2 separate regions of the Homo sapiens genome follow, and region 2 is linked to region 1. A link is a loop called in an ENCODE intact Hi-C map of the cell type or tissue named here. Cell type or tissue: Calu3. All regions are shown on one strand. Each heading gives the region's core, and the rest is flanking DNA. Links, peaks and the distances in the headings are about the cores only. Region 1 has its middle 15 kb from the start of LINC02159. Region 2 overlaps ATP10B (ATPase phospholipid transporting 10B (putative)).

The links. A loop is a pair of places that touch in the nucleus more often than their neighbours do. Peaks named below come from ENCODE experiments on the same cell type or tissue, not always from the same donor. Only the 100,000 strongest peaks of a DNase experiment are listed, where the experiment ranks them.
Region 2: a loop joins it to region 1, with 3 times the contacts of the local background. A loop is called at or near these places in 2 of 110 quality-filtered maps.

What each region holds. Positions count from the first base shown.
Region 1 is chr5:160,921,301-160,926,684 of GRCh38, forward strand. It overlaps a transcript of ATP10B not described here. Among named protein-coding and RNA genes, the nearest start is that of LINC02159, 15 kb to the right of the region's middle. In Calu3, for the core only: no CTCF peak of the experiment used is centred there; a DNase peak (open chromatin) is centred at 2,831.
Region 2 is chr5:160,697,074-160,702,457 of GRCh38, forward strand. All of the region lies in intron 3 of ATP10B (ATPase phospholipid transporting 10B (putative)), which reads right to left. Among named protein-coding and RNA genes, the nearest start is that of ATP10B, 150 kb to the right of the region's middle. In Calu3, for the core only: no CTCF peak of the experiment used is centred there; a DNase peak (open chromatin) is centred at 2,458.

The DNA.
Region 1 (5,384 bases), core at 84-5,083:
TTAAAGATTGTTTCATAATTGTACATAAAGAACTGCCTCATTCTTTTTTATTGTGGTAAAATATATATAACTTTTACCAGTTTAAACATTTTTAAGTGTACAGTTTGTGGCATTAAACACATTCACAATGTTGTGCAACCATCACTACCATCTATCTCCAGAATGACTATCTTCCCAATCTGAAACTTTGCACTCAATAAATAGGGCTAGTTAATCTCAACTCTCCTTTTACAGGTCTCAGAACCAGAGCTTTCCGCAATGTCTGGCTAGAGTTTATACATGTTGCTCTGTGTTTAATTTTATAGTCACTCTCTGTTTGTGATAAGAAATACTCATTGTCCCATTAAAGTAGTCTTCCTTTTAAACAAACCTAAGTTCCATTGAAATGACAATGTCTTATAGTTATCAGTGAAGGCTGTACCTGGCTGTGCCACAAGATGTGAAAGTTGAACATGAAGGACTCAAACACAGGACATTCCCTTGGCCCTCTGCTGTGTGCCCAAATGACCTTTACCTTCACTCGCAGGAGAGCAAAGATGGCTTCCCTTTTGGGCCTCATGACTTATACCCGCAGGCAGCCTTTTCTAAGTGCTAGAGTTGTTTTCAGACCACAAAGCAGTTCCTCTTTTCTCATCCTTAATGGAATGGCAAAGAAGAATAAAGGCCTAGGCCTCTTACAGGATTTTGTGTCCTCTGATAGAGATGGGGAACACAACCCCAGGCATTTAACAGTAGGTGACATTAAGGAATGTCCCTTCTAGAAAATGACATATTTTCATGCGGGTGGGTGTCTGGCTTGAGAAAAGTCAGAGAAGGATCAGCATCTGACTCATATGAAAGTCTTCATAGCAGAACTCAGCTGAAGGGAAGAGGTAGATTCACTGTGTAGACCAGAGAAAGGGCTCAGGATTGGGAGTCCACAGACCTGGCACTGAGGTCTGGGTTTATCACCAGCTGGTTGAGTGTCTTGTAGCAAGTCACTTTTACCTCTCCAAGCACTGGTTTTCTTCATGTGCAAAATGTAGAGGTGAATATCTTATGAAGATTAAATGTAGTAATATATGGAGGTATTTAGCACTGGGCCTGCCACGTTGTTAGTGCTCAGTAAATAGAAATATTATAGTTTCAGATGATTCACTGAAAAGGAAGTAAAGAATGGAGGAGGATGTGGGCAAAAAGGCAGGTCCGAGGACACTCAGATGGTCACCACCCAGCCAAATTTTCACCTGTGACTACCCAGACTAAGTAGGCAGAGAAATACTGAGATGTCAATAGAAGACAATGTGTCTACAAAGAATTCCAATGACCCAGTACTTAACCTTCTCCCTTATTTTTACTCCTAAGCAAACCAAACAAAAACCAATCTGAAAAACAAATCTGCAATAGACACACACTTGTCTTAGAAGCTGACATACTGATTCAGTGAATATATCTTTGAGCAGCTCCTATGTACTTGGAAGCTGCTCTGGGTGCTGGGGACAGTGACACACAAGATGGAGAAGATCCTTGCACTCTCGGGCTTATATCCTAATGGGGCCCCTCCAAGCCCTTGGTCCAAGGCCCATTCAGCTGTCCCCACATATAGCCCCTGCTTTTTCTCTGAGGGTCCTGAAATGCAATAGTATCTGCTGACTTTTCTGCCCTGCAGAGGAAGGAAATAGGATGGTTTTATTTTCAGAGGTAAGCACAAGTATTTGTTTGGAAGACTTTTCAATTATTAGTAAAGAAAAAAGTTTACACTCATCGATGAAGTGTCTTTCTGTGATGTGGAGAATAGACAGAGCAGAAGAGAAAATGAGCTGTGGCCAGGGCATGAGACAGAAGCTGTGCTTGCCATCGATCGGAAGGCTGGCAAGCAAGGAAGAGCAGGGCAGCTTGACAAGGCTTGAAAACATGTCCTCAGTATTAGCTTCAAAAGGAGACTGTGCACACGAGAAACACTTGTGCATGATCTTGTGGTGGAAGAGGAAGAATTTAACATCAAATCATCCCCCAGTACATGACATTGGCCTGGAGAATGGATTCTGACATCTAAATAACTGGTTTTGAATCCCAGCTCTGCCATTTAATAGGCACTTAACCTTACCAACCTTAGTTTTCTAATCTGTAAACGATGATGACAGTATTTACCTCACGAGGTTGGAGGTTAAGTGAAAAGGTATACATATAGGAATCAGCACGGTGCCCAGGACGCTGTGAAAGTGTTATCATAAATGTGTGCAGAGCTGACCAAAATAAATGCAGTATTATGCAACTGTGGAAAATGCATTTATTCGTGATCACACAGACATTAAAGAGGATGATGTCCAAGCTTTAACTAGATTTTTCTGACTTTACGCACCTTCCTGATAACAGCCAGCTTGCATAAATACCACTTATGAGGAACAAACAGGATTTTCTTGACGTACAGCCACAATGGGACCACTGTTTTGTCTGTGTTTGTAAATGACAGGATACACAAGCTAGTCCTCAAGCCAAGAAGCCAGTTACTGAAATTATCTTATAGCACTGAAACTATACTTTAAGATCTGTGATCAAGTCCCACTTACTATTAAACCAGACTGAACAGAGAACAAGAAAGGAAAGAGAAATTGGAAAAATGCAACAGGATTGGTGTTCAAAAGGATGGGGCTGAGGCGCCTTGGAGAGACCAACACTCTGCCCTCATGTTTACCTATTGGGACATTCCCTTGATGAAAGGGTTGTCTGGGAAAGCCAGGCTGAGTAGTTAAGCAGCTCAACTATGTCTGAATAAGATTAGGCAAAAGAAAAACAAACAGGCTCCACCAGCTAGGCCAGGGCTGCAAGGACTCAGGAAAACAAGTGAGGCAGGTTTGTCCCCATCCCTTGCCAGCAGAACAGGTTTTTCAAGGATAATCTGTAATGTGTTATCAAACTACCTCTGTGAGCCCCATTCAGGCAATAGGAGTTTGGAGCAGCTGAACAGAGTTGAAGGGCATGTGTTTAATCACACAGGGTTGGGGTTAGGCCTCCGTGTTGCCACCTTCAGCTGGGTGCCCCTGGGCCAACTTTGTGTGCTCCTTAAGTTTCAGTTTCCTCTTCCTTAAAATAATGAGGATAATACTGGAATCTACTTTAGAGTGTTGCTGTGTTAGAATTACATGAACTAATTAAGTAAACTTACACATAGTAAATACTCAATAAAAGGTATTAATTATTAACTACTGTTATTACATGGGAAGCACCTGAGAGCCTTGCGTGTTTGGTGCAGACAGCAGAAGGATGACTGCTTTATCGGGGTCATGGTGCAGTGATCGTGTGCTGGGATTGCAGCAGAAGCCAGGGCCCACCTAGTTGGAGAATGATCCAGTAAAATAACTCTAATATCCAACTGGCTATCATGGCTTAAGGACACGAGAAATGGTAATTGTGTTTGACCAGCCCAGCACAGCCCTTGAAACAATTTCTTCTCGTCACTTATCCTAACATTCTAATTCAAGAGATTTTATATCAACAGATTTAAGCCAGCATAAGGAAATGTTATCACAGAGCTGAAAGAGGCCCTCAAAATGGCCAGGTCCAGAGCTCTGTCTTGGGGAACAGTAGCTCCACTGATTGCTTTTAATAAGCAAACTTATTACCTCAAGGCTTGTGTGGTTGCCTGCCCACAGAGAGAATCCTGAAGAGAGGAGAAAGTTCTGGTCAATCTGGTGAAATCCTAGAGACACAACTTAAGTCATTTGCAACAAGACACTTCACTTACCAGGCTAAAGATGACAGGACACCGATAATTACCTAGAAAGTAGATTGGATCTTGAGTATAAACTCCTGTCAAACTAAATTCCCAGTGGAGTTTATGTTTCCTTGAAAGTTTACTAAAATATGACAATGAAGAGGGAAGGCTGTGGATTATAAGAGTTCAAAGTTCTAATCCTGATTCTGGCCATGTGGCCTGCCTATTATTCATTAGTTCCTTACACTTATACAAGATGGGGATGATAGTCCCTATCTCATAAAAGAGTTGAGGGAAAAGTAGCAGCAGCAGCAAACTTTTGAAGTTCATTATGGACCTATCACTATTTAAGCTCGTCATACCTATCGATTTGTATAACTCTGACAATAACCCTAGGGGATGAGTTTATTATCACCCCCGTTTGTAGACGGGGAAACTGAAACAGAGTGGTTGGGAAAATTGCCCAAGGTCACACAGCTAGCAACTGGCAGTGCCAGCCACTGTAAGCCATGATCCAACCCCTTAGTCACTGTGATAAATTGCCTCTTGCATATAAGAGAAATGCTTCTATCAGTGGCAGATACGAAGTAGTAAATACATTTTGACTATCATGCTTATGTTATTAATTCCTCGCATGGGATACAGTAGCTGCAAATTCTCCTAAAAAGTTAAAGAATTTAAAACAGTTTGGTTTCAGCCTTGTAAACAATGTGTACTCTGAGTTAGTTGATTTCATGTTCTCCTTTGGTAAGTTGCATCTTTTTTCTTCTTTATGAAAATATCTGTCATTTTCTTTAAAGGCCATGAAATTAGGAAAATAGGAGTCCTTTTGGAACATTCTTCCTAAATCTTGGTAAACAAGACAAGTGGACAATGGTGAATAAAAGTGCACAGTTTCCAAGTACCTTCATAGGCCTCATCTCATCAGATAACATCCTGTGAAAAGCAGATGCCTGGTAATGTCAACTGATGTATCCATAAGGATTGCCAGGTAATATAGCCCAGTAGAAGGCATTGCACCTGGTGGATGAGAGCACGTGCTCTGAATCAACCAGTTTGCATTCTAATCTGGGTTCTATCACTTACCACCTGGTGACCTTGGAACTTTTAAATCTCACATTTTCAATTTCCAAAAACAGATAGTAGGCATGATAGTAGGCACTGGATAATCTACATGAGATTATCCAAGGAAGACTCTTAAGACTTAGTAAATTCTCAGTAAAAGTTCACTGCTGATATTGCTATTATCTCTATCGTGGCACAAGAAGTTGGAAAAGAATTCCTGGTAATTACCGCCAGGATTCAAGCCCGGGTCTTCAGAAACTTAATGTAATTCTCTTTTCATAATACAACATTGCTTATGGGCCCCTAGCTTCCCAGAAAATTGTTAGGGCTCTGAGTTGGCTTCTAATTCAAAATTTATTCTTTCAAAAAAAGCATTTCCTAAAATCTGCAAATGAAGACTAGCGCAGGGAAATAGAACAAGATAAGGAGAGACTTAAAAACAGGATCACAGGAGCCAACCTGAGGATCAGATATAAAATCAGATGTCTCTTAAATCAAACAGACAGGGCTGGGGCTGACGCCAGAAACGCTTAACACCCATTACAATGAAGAAGACGTAAGTGCAATAAGGGACCCATAAAAACCACCAGCATGTGAAATACTGCCAAACGCTGTGTGGTTGCCA
Region 2 (5,384 bases), core at 75-5,074, 220 kb before region 1:
CACATTTTAATAAATTTTTGAAACTAGATTGTTTCACACAATTGCTATGTTAGTGTTTATTTACTTACACTCACAAAGTATTATTAAATTGATGACATTTTAGATTCAAAAAAGATATCTAGTTGCAGACAAATATGCCAGAAAACAGAAATTGCCATTTGAAAGACCCTCCATAAGTTTTGTAGTGTGGACCTGCCCAGGAAAATTCAGTGAGGCCTTCGTGGGAAAGGAATAGTCTTAGCGGAGACCTTATTCTGCAGTGGAGTTTGGATAGGCTAGAAGACTTGGGGAAGGCCGAACTTTAGCATTCCCATTTGCACTGTACTCAGCTACAGGCATCTACATATAGCTGCTTGTATGGAATCAGTTCTTATGAGCACAAAAAAGTGCTCTGTCCTTCCCAATGGGAAGAACAAGAGCTGTGATTGTGCCTTATTCACAGGCTACAAAACATGTCCTATAATTAGGATGCCAGAAGCTGACTTCCTCTAGAGAGAAAGAAACATTAAGAAGAAATGTATGCAGGGTGGGGTGGGGTGGGGATTGTTGTCTTTGGTTGGTAAAAGTGGGGACTAGTGGAAAAGAGAGAGTGAGAAAGAAATAGCAACCACCTAAAATAAAATTAATGAAAGGATGCAGTTCTGTAGAAGATAATTAAAATACATGATAAATGTAATCCTATAGAATGGGCCTTTGTGGGAAAGGAAAGATGGAAGGAGAGTCTGTTCCATAACTCAAGCATCTTCAGCATGCCACACTCAGCCCTCATCACTAGTCCTTGAGTCAATTAAAGCTTTTAACCCCCGATTGGTTTTCTCCTAGCTCCCCAACTCATAAGAGCTTTACTCCAACAGATTTCCAAAGATGAATATTTTTTTAACAGACAAGAAAATATTTCTCATCTGCCACATTACACTTTATCACCTGCCAAGTTCATTAGAGTTTAGAGTCTCACAAATTATCTTGCAAGCTAGTCTCCAATTTGGTGTATTTGGAGCTCGGATTTCTCCCTCGAACTTTACATCAAAATATCCTACTGCTTATGTGCCATTTCTACTTGTTTTCTAGGTATTTCAACTTTAACATTGTAAAACTCTTGGATTCTCTCCAAAATTCACTTTAGTTCCAGGAGTACCCATTTCCGTGAATAGCATCTCTGTTTACCTTAATGACTTAAGAGTAACCTTTGACCTCTCTTTCATTTACTACAGCCAATCTATTTTTAAGTTTTATCCATTTTTTCCCTTTAAATATTTTTCAAATCCATTTTCTTCTTAACCACTGCTCCTGGCCAAGCCACTATTTTTAAGTGTCGCAGATACTGTTGAGATTAATATATTATAATTTTATTCAAAGGCATTATTAATTTTATGGTAGGATTTGCAATTATATATTTTCTCGATTAATTAATACCAGAATTATAGCTACTATCAGGCAGAAGTTGTAAATTCTTTGATGACAGAAGAGATCTTTCACACACTGGTGTGCTAAAGACATTTGGACACATTGGTATTGTAAAGGGAGCCCAGAACTGAAAGCAGGGTACAAGGTGAAGTGCAGAGAGGAAAATCAGTGATGCAGAGTCCCTGACATAATAAAATGGTTGGGAGATGAGATATATATATATACATGGAAAGGTACTGAATAGGCTACCAATGGGAAATTGAAAGAATGGCAGACAGTAAGGACCAGAAGTTGTTAGAGATGTAAGAAAACACAGTTGACTGAGAAGGACAAGGCAAGCGTCTTGGGGAAGTAGAAATAGCCAATTAGTGAATTAGAGAGTTGAGTAGCCAGAGGCAGGCGTGAATCCAGAAAGCACAAGAATAGGCAAATGAGAAGCTTCACTTCTCATCCCCATGTCAGACCCCCTGAATCAGAAGTTCTGGGGATGGGGGTGGAAAATCTGCACTCTTCACCAGCTCCTAGGTCATTCTAATGTAGGGGTTGCCAAATAGCAAATCTGGAGAGACACTGCCTTTTATGCTCACCTATGTGTTCTCCCTTGAAAACTCGAACTACCTTTTCCCATTTTCTTCCCTTTATTCTAAGCCTGATCTCCCAGGTATCTTCCTAATGAAAGGCAAAATATCTTGGGAAATAAAAAGACAGTGCAGGCAATATTTCCTTTGTGAGAGACAGGTAAAATGAGATGCATAATTTCATTTTTAACATCCCTCTAGGCAGAAATGTGATTTCACTTAAAAATTGTTTTATAGATTCTTTTGGTATGTTTTACTGACAAAATAATTAAGTTGGATCTAATTAAAAGTAAATAAATCTCTCACAGAAGCTGGATGAATCAGTGCTGAGCTGAGAGGTGATAAAAGTTGTTCAAAGTTCATGAAGCTGAAAGCAATTAAAAGACAATAGTACACATTGACTGGCTCAGTTCACTTCAAACATATCCATGGTCTGTGAGTTACATACCAATTAGTACACCCCGGAAGAACTGAGGTGGGGGCAGGCATGGAGCAAGATCTGGGAAATTTTGGAGCAGCTTCCTTAATGGACTAGGCATCTGGCTTAGCACAGAGAATGTGGCACCAGATTTGTGAAATGGAGTGAGAAAAACTGATATGATAGTGGCTGCCTTCAGAGTTTTCCTAGGGAAGGAATATACTTTTAATCAGCATTTGGGGTAAAAGGCAAAGGGACAAGAATTAAGGAGAAAAGGAAAAGGGGGAGGGAAAGGGAGGGCAAATTAGCTGGCAAAAGCATGAGAAATAGAGATAAGATGGTAGCAGGTTTGGTGTCTGTGTTGGCAGAAAAGGGCAGAGAGATTTTTTAAAAAGTCAATATTCACTTAGAAATATGTAAAATATTATAATATAATATAATGTCCTTCCATGTTACTTTAAAATTGTTAGTGAAACTTCACAAAATAGAATTGTCAACTATGAAAGGCATCATTTGACTGGGGGTCTAGAAGTCATGAAGAAGGGGCTGTCCCCTTCTTTGGTTTCAGGCCAAAGGGAAATGATTAAAGAAAAGCCACAGGAAAGAGTGGAGAATGAGAAATACAGAAAATTCTGGAAATCAGAACCAGGGATGACTGGGAAAAACATAAGTCCCAGAGGAATTTTAGAAGTTGTGGGGGAAGTGGCACTGGATGTTCCTTAGGATCTGGGTTGGGGATTCAAGTGATTTCATCTAAGCGTTAAAGGACAAGGTAAGACAAGCCAAGATATCTGGCTTCTATATCCCACTAACCAGCTGTGTGGCCATGGGCAAGTCATTCTCCCTGGGCCCTAGTTTCTTCCTCTGTAAAATGGGAGAATTGGACTAAGTAATCCTTAAGACCCATATACATCTCTAGCACTTTCATCTCAAGTTTAATTCTCACCTCGACTTATGTCAAGTCCAGGGGGATGCATGACCATGTTAAGGGACATTTCCAGAGGGCAGACTATTTCTTCCCCAAACGGCAGCCTGGACTCTCCATGAAAGGTAAGTGATCTCACAGCACATAATTGCTAAGTAGCTGCTTCTTTTTTCAGAAATGGAGAACTTTTCATTCCTCTGTTTTGTCTGAGTTACTTTTTCATAGGTGCTTTGGGCTGGACATTCTCACACTTCCAAAAAATAGCAGAACCCTCTCAACTTTATTATTTTTCCTCTTTTATTAGATTAATAATAACAGAGTTCTCAAAAGGTCTCCGTGTTTCAAACTTCTAGTCCCAAAGTAGGGAGGAATTTCAAGAAAGATCCAACTGTCTATTGAACATTGCCCCTTGGATGTCTCCTGAGAACGTCAATCTCAGTTTGCCTCCAAACAGCCTCAGTATCTTTACCCCTACATCTGCACTTGCCCCCTATTACCTCTCTCATGGAATGGCAACCCTACCCTTTCGGTTGCCCAAGACTTTGATTCCTCTTTTACCTCTCATATCCAATCAATTATCAAGTCCTGTTGGTTGTAAGCCATTACATGTGTGTCTGTTTGCTTCACTCTCCTCTGGACCCATTGCCACACACCCATCCAGGCCACTCTCATCTCTAGCTGTGCTTACTTGGCCTCGTGATTTGTCCCTCTGCTGCCAGTTTTGCCCCCTCTAGTCTCTTTTCCACAGTGAAATCAGAAATACTTCGCCAAACTCTAGATCGACTCATGCCATCTCCTTGCCTAAAATCCTCTCTGATTTTAATTTCCCTCAGACAGCATAAGGAACAAAACTTAAACATAATTTACAACTCCTTCCCCTCATAAACTAGACACAGACTTTCTTCCCAGCCCTGTCTTTTGTTATCCTCTCTTTTACATTCTAGTCATAAGGAAATTATTTTGTGTCCATCTTTCTCTCCCACTGACACACCATCATTACCAGCATGCTGTAACCCACTTCCCATGCTCAAAAAGCCTAGCTAATTTATGATTGAGGGGCTATGTGTGTGCTCCACAGTACTCTTCCTTATCCCATTTTAGCCCTTAGTTCTGGGTAGTGAACCTCTGTACAAGTCTGGATTGAGGGATTCTACAAGGCAATCACCCTTCTACCCTAGAGCTGCCTGAGAGCAGTCACTACTCTACCCTCTACAGTGCCTGCTGGAAGTAGTCACCCCCTCCTACCCTAATGTCTCCTGGGAGCAGTTACTCATCTATCCCAGTGCCTCCTGGGAATAGTCACACCTCTACCCAATGCCTTCTGGGAACAGTCACCCCTCTGCCCCAGTGCCTCCTGGGAGAAGTCACCCTTTTATTCTAATGCCTCCTGGGAAGTCACCCCTCTACCCCAGTGCTTCCTGGGAGCAGTCACCCTTCTATTCTAATGCCTCCTGGGAGCAGTTACCCCTCTGCCCCAGTGCCTCCTGGGAGCAGTCATCATTCTATTCCAATGCCTCCCGGGAGCAGTCACCCCTCTCCCGAGGGCCTCTTGGGAGCAGTCACTACTCTACCTCAGTGCCTCCTGGGAACAGTAACCCCTCTACCCCAGTACTTTATGAGGTCAGTTGCCACTCTAACCCCCAGTGCTCCTGGGAGCACTTACCCCTCTACCCTATTGCCTTGTGAGGACAGTCATCACTTTACACCTCCTTCCTAGGTACAATGACTGACAGACACTAAGAAATACTTCACTTATTTGATAAACAAAAAACAATAATTTGTAATTTAAAATTATTTAAAAATATTTCAAAGAAACTTATTTCTATTATCTCATTTTATTCCCCAAATAATCCTATGAGGTAAATTGGGCTTGTATTGTAATGGTTCTTTTCAGCCGTAGGCATTAAATTCCTCAAAATCTCCAGTTAGAAGTAACTGTGGTTAAGGAACTTGAGAAATCATAATAGAAGTTCCCTGTTTTTGGACCAAATTTTGGGAGTATAACAAAAAACATTTTAAGCAAAACAACCACGGTAGCATGCAAAATAACGTCAATATA